2 separate regions of the Homo sapiens genome follow, and region 2 is linked to region 1. A link is an interaction called in ENCODE POLR2A ChIA-PET data of the cell type or tissue named here. Cell type or tissue: Panc1. All regions are shown on one strand. Links, peaks and the distances in the headings refer to the core of each region. The heading gives the core; the rest is flanking DNA.

Region 1 (2,906 bases), core at 254-2,753:
TTGGTCCAACGACAGCCAGCCCACTTGTTTGTTTCTTTTTGTTTTTGGTTTTTGGGTTTTTTTTTGTTTGTTTTTGTTTTTGGAGACAGAGCCTCGCTTTATTGCCCAGGCTGGAATGCAGTGGCGCGATCTCGGCTCACTGTAACCTCCACCTCCCGGGTTCAAGTGATTCTCCTGCCTCAGCCTTCCCAGTAGCTAGGATTACAGGTGCATGCCACCACGCCCAGCTAAGTTTCGTATTTTTAGTAGAGACAGATTTTCACCATGTTGGCCAGGCTGGTCTTGAACTCTTGACCTCATGATTTGCCTGCCTCGGCCTCCCAAAGTGCTGGGATTACAGCTGTGAGCCAATGCAGCTGGCCAGTGTGATTTTTTTTAAATCATTCTCCTAATGCTGGACATTTAGATTGTGTCGATTTCTTTGTCACTATGCACAACACCGTAAGGAATAGTTTGCTTTTTTTTTTTTTTTTTTTATTGAGACAGGGTCTCTCTCTGTTGCCCAGGCTGGAGTGCTGTGGCATGATCATGGCTTGCTGCAGCCTCGGTTCCTGGGTTCAAGCGATCCTCTGCTTCTGCCCCTGAGTAGCTGGGATTATAGACTCACACCAACATGCTCGGCTAATTCTTGTATTTTTATGGGGTCTCACTATGTTGCCCAGGTTGGTCTTGAATTCCCGGGGTCAAGTGATCCTCCCACCTCAGCCTCCCAAAGTGTTGGGATTACAGAAGTGAGCCACCACACTTAGCTGCTTTTTTTTTTTTTTTAACACAACAATACACCATGAAAGACATATAGGCCGGGTGTGGTGGCTCATGCCTGTAATCCCAGCACTTTGGGAGGCCGAGGTGGGCAGATCACCTGAGGTCAGGTGTTTGAGACCAGCCTGGCCAACGTGGCGAAACCCTGTCTCTATTATGAATACAAAAATTAGCCAGGCGTAGTGACGCAGGCTTGAAATCCCAGCTACTCCAGAGGCTGAAGCAGGAGAATCGCCTGAGCCTGGGAGGCAGAGGTTGCACTGAGCTGAGATCGTGTCACTGCACTCCAGCCTAGGAACAGAGCGAGGCTCCACCTCAAAAAAAAAAAAAAAAAAAAAAAAAAGATGTATAGATTCACCTCTTTTGTCTTGGTGGTCGTGTGACATTCTCTGCTGTTGGATATAGTTCAATTTTTCAATCAGTAAATATGAACAAATTGTGGTTTATTCATACAACAGAAGACTCCACGGCAGTGGGAGTGAACAAGTTGTTTCTATGCACAATGTGATTGGCTTTCACAAATGTTAGGTGGAATGAAAGAAGCCAGAAAACCAAGAAATAAACTACATATTTTACCATCTGTTTAATGTTCACGAGCAGATAAGAATAAGTTTGGGGCCGGGTGCAGTGGCTTACAACTGTAATCCCAGCACTTTGAGAGACTGAGGCGGGAGGATCACTTGAGCTCAGGAATTTGAGACCAGCCTAGGCAACATGGCTAGACCCTGTCTCTACAAAAAAAGAAAAGAAATACAAAAATTAGTCAGGCATGGTGACACACACCTGTAGTCCTTGCCTCAGGCTGGGACTGGGAGGCTGAGGTGGGAGGATCGTTTGAGCCCAGGAGGTCAAAGCTGCAGTGAGCTATGATCACACCGCTGCACTCCAACCTGGGCAACAGAGATAGACCCTGTCTCAATAAGGTTTGTTTTTTTTTAATACAAGTAAATGAATAAAATAAAATATGTGAACCTACTTAGATTCTGACCCTGTCTCAAAAAAAAAAGAAATTTTATGCTGGGTGCAGTGGCTCGTGACTGTAATCCCAGCACTTTGGGTGGCCAAAGAGAGTGGATCACTCAAACTCAGTCTCAAACTCAGAAGTTTGAGACCAGCCTGGGCAACATGCAAAAACCCTGTCTCTACTGAAAATACAAAAATTAGCCGGGCGTGGTGGCGCATACCTGTAGTCCCAGCTAAGTACTCCTGAGTGGGAGGCTGAGGCAGGAGAATCACTTGGAACCTGGGAGGCAGAAGTTGCAGTGAGCTGAGATCACACCACTGCACTCCAGCCTGGGCGACAGAGCGAGACCCTGTCTCAAAAAAGAAAAAAAGAAAATTTTTTTTTTTTTTTTTGAGATGGAGTCTCGCCCAGGCTGGGGTGCAGTGGTGCGATCTCTGCTCACTGCAAGCTCCACCTCCCGGGTTCACGCCATTCTCCTGCCTCAGCCTCCTGAGTAGCTGGGACCACAGGTGCCTGCCACCACACCCGGCTAATTTTTTTGTATTTTTTAGTAGAGATGAGGTTTCACCGTGTTAGCCAGGATGGTCTCGATCTCCTGACCTCGTGATCTGCCCGCCTCGGCCTCCCAAAGTGCTGGGATTACAGGCATGAGCCACTGCGCCCAGCTGAAAGAAAAAATTTTAAAAAGTTTTTAGCCTAGAAGTTAGAATATGGATGATTTTTCAGGAGGAGGAAGGGGGAGTGGCTGGGAGGGGCCATGATAGTACTTCCAGGGACCAGAAATGTCCTATTTCTTGACTTCGGTGCTGGCTACACAAGTGTGTTCATTTGTGATAATTCACCAGGTTGATATTTCTTAATATGTAGGTTATATAATACATATGTATGTATCATGTGTGTCTATGTATTGCATGCATGTATTATATTTATGTATTTCGATGAAAAGGTTAGACAAAGTTTTTTAAAAAAGGAATAGTCAGGCCAGGGAAGGTGGCTCACACCTGTAATCCCAGCACTTTGAGAGGTCAGGGAAAGAGGATCTCTTGAGCCCAGGAGTTCAAGACCAGCCTGGACAACCTAGGGAGACCCTCTTCCTACAAAAAATAAAATAAAACATTAGCCAGGCCTGGGCATGGTGACGTGCACCTGTAGTCCCAGCTACTCAGGGAGGCTGAAGTGG
Region 2 (2,906 bases), core at 309-2,808, 75 kb after region 1:
TTGGCTGAGCTCAGGAGTTTGAGACTAGCCTGGGCAACATGGTGAAACCCTGTCTCTACTAAAAATACAAAAAAATTAGCTAAGCATGGCGGCATGCACCTGTAGTCTCAGCTACTCAGGAGGCTGAGGCAGGAGAATTCTTTGAACCTGGGAGGCAGAGGCTGCAGTGAGCCGAGATCGCGCCACTACACTCCAGCCTGGGTGACAGAGCAAGAATCCATCTCCAAAAATAAATAAATTTTATCTATCTATCTATCTATCTATCTATCTATCTATCTATAAAATAGGCCGGGTGTGGTGGCTGACAGCTGTAATCCCAGCACTTTGGGAGGCCAAGGCGGGTGAATCACCCCAGGTCAAGAGTTCAAGACCATCCAGCCTGATGAACATGGTGAAACCCCGTCTCTACTGAAAATACAAAAATTAGCCAGCTGTGGTGGCGCATGCCTGTAATCCCAGCTACTTGGGAGGCCGAGGCAGGAGAATCGCGTGAACCCGGGAGGTGGAGGTTGCAGTGAGCCGGGATCGCACCACTGCACTCCAGCCTGGGCAACAAGAGTGAAACTCCGTCTTAAATAAATAAATAAATAAAAATAAAATAAAAAATAAATCCTGGGGCAAAGAAGGGGATCTATCTGAACTGAAATTTGGAAGATGTTTCCCCTCCAGGACTTCACACTCTGACTCAGGAGTTCTCGGAGCCCATCTGATGAATGTCATGATGGAGGCTGGGGGGCAGTGATGTGGAGTTTGGATGGAGGGGCTTACCTGATCCGAGCCTAGAGCCCACACCTGCACTCCATGCTTCCAGAAGGCCTGAAGCTGACCTCCAACCATAGCTGGGGAGAAAGCAATGCCCGTTACCCTTGGGGATCACTTGAGTTTCCACCCCTGATCCTGGGCTCTCCCGTCCCTGCACAGACCCACGGCCTCCACCGCTTCGGTCATGGGGATCTCAGGTGTGCGAAGTCCCCGGACTGGGGACCCCTCCGGGGTCACCAGCTTCACAGAGCCTGGAAGGAGATAGACGGTTTTAAGAACTGTGAGCAAGGCTTAGAGGGTTACTAAGGGACCAATCCATAAATTCAGTGTGAAAGCTATGTAGGACAGGGGCAAGGCCCAGAGGGGCTCAGGGGGTTCTGAGAAGCACAAGTTCGGAGGCAGAGATCTAGGGACTGCAGCTGGAGGGGTGGGGAGGAAGGGGAGGAAGGAGGGTTCTCACCATCCATCAACACCATCACCATATCTTCCTCTACCTGGGTCACCTGCACGGGTCCCCTGTGCTCTGTTTGGGGGGAGTGGGTTAAGGATTGACCCCACCCCATTCCCCTTTCCCCACACCACCCCCAGAAGGCCAGTACCTGTGCTTTAGCCACCGCCTCAGTTCACAAGCAAGTGGGCTAAACCCCGCCCACCATCCCGGTCCCACCCCATCATCAATCTCCCCAGTTAACTAAAACCTGCCATTCTCCCTTCTCCGCCCTTCCAGCCCTTTCTCAGTCCCGTAGTGCCTCAGGCTAAGCGAAGCCCCGCCTCCAGCTCCGCCCCTCCGGATCTGATAAGCCCCGCCCTCAGCAAGACTCCGCCCCACTCACCGGTGCTCATCTCGCCCAGCCAGCAAGAGAGCGCGCCAAAGCGCACCGTGTGGAAGAGCACCGACTTCCCCGGCCGCCCGGGGCTCACGCCGATGCACACAGCGGGCAGCTCAGAGCCTGGCCCGGTCAGCAGCGCGAACACGGACAGAGGCGTCGGCAGTGGGAACAGCACCTGCTGCGGGCCGCACAGGGAGGGGCGGGCTAGGGGGTGGTTCAGGACGGGGCCTCAGGGGGCGTGGCTTGTAGCTGGCCTGGGACTTCCGAACCAGGGCCCTAAGTCTTGGGGGATGCCGTCTAGAAATGTCAGGGGATAAGGCCTGGTGCCTCCGCGGGAACGGGGGTCGTGACCTCCGAGTGGGTGTGGCTTCCATGTGGGGGCATGCCACCTTGGCGGCAGACGGGCAGGGCCCCAAAGATAGCAAAACCTGCTTAGACACTCAAAGAGACAGGCTCTAAATGGGCTCTACTAGGACACCCAGGGAGTGGCAGCATTGAGCCTGAGGAATAATTAGGCCCAGGTGTGAGGGGCGGCGCTTAAGGATCAGGATGGCTTCAGAAGGACGAGGCTCCAAGCGCAGACCGCAGGTGGGCGGGGCCTCGGGAGATTGGGGCGGGGCCTCGACGGAGGTGGGGCTTCATGGAGCTCTTGATAGAAGCGCAAAGGGTGCAAGGCCTTAGCCACCCACTCCTCAGAGTTCCCAGCACCCTCCCAAGCCCCTTACCCGGACAAGCAGGAATTTGTTCATGGGCTGGTACCACTGAAGCAGGACAACGGACGTCTCCAATGCACCGCACAGGAACGGGCCCCCAGAGCTCGCACCCTCCGCTGTGGCATGGGCAAGGATGAGTCAAGATCAATGCCCTCTATCCTCCTCGCCACCCACACTACCACCCATCTTCTGGGTTCTGGACACATTGCCTTAACTCTGTAACCTTCTCAGGTGGATGCAGTTCAAGCCCCTCCTCTGGCCTGGCCCCGCCCACTCTCTGCACACCCGTGAAGCTCTCTCTCACCCACACAGCACGCCCGGCAGCCTTTGGTGTCCTGGATCTTGGTGGAAACCATGTTCTTCCTGGAGAATAGGTAGGTGTGAAGGGGGGTAGGACAGCAGGAGGCAGAGGGGCATGGGAGGAATTATAAGGCTGTGTGGTGCCATTCATTGGGAGCTGGTACCTTGCCAGTAGGCGGTGGGGGCTAATGTGAGCGATGGGGTTTCCTGCTCTGGTCTCTTTCCGTTCCAGCAGGCCAAGGATGCTATGAGAATACAGGTGGGGGGTCTTTCCTGCAGGGTGTGTGTATGTAGGGGGAAG

What was found. ChIA-PET counts read pairs that join two places held together with the same protein. Peaks named below come from ENCODE experiments on the same cell type or tissue, not always from the same donor. Only the 100,000 strongest peaks of a DNase experiment are listed, where the experiment ranks them.
Region 2: POLR2A ChIA-PET joins it to region 1 with 6 read pairs; 6 of 35 experiments call an interaction of 5 or more read pairs at or near these places.

The regions. Positions count from the first base shown.
Region 1 is chr19:38,519,615-38,522,520 of GRCh38, forward strand. All of the region lies in intron 67 of RYR1 (ryanodine receptor 1), which reads left to right. Among named protein-coding and RNA genes, the nearest start is that of MAP4K1-AS1, 75 kb to the right of the region's middle. In Panc1, for the core only: no CTCF peak of the experiment used is centred there; no DNase peak of the experiment used is centred there.
Region 2 is chr19:38,594,717-38,597,622 of GRCh38, forward strand. It overlaps MAP4K1 (mitogen-activated protein kinase kinase kinase kinase 1), which reads right to left. Exons shown (of 31, transcript NM_001042600.3): 23 at 2,770-2,878; 24 at 2,610-2,668; 25 at 2,318-2,421; 26 at 1,596-1,770; 27 at 1,223-1,285; 28 at 924-1,013; 29 at 769-839. It overlaps MAP4K1-AS1 (MAP4K1 antisense RNA 1), which reads left to right and starts at 1,631. Exons shown (of 3, transcript NR_134907.1): 1 at 1,631-1,720; 2 at 2,537-2,679. RefSeq lists an enhancer at 2,018-2,518. In Panc1, for the core only: no CTCF peak of the experiment used is centred there; DNase peaks (open chromatin) are centred at 1,575 and 2,026; H3K4me3 peaks cover 846 bases.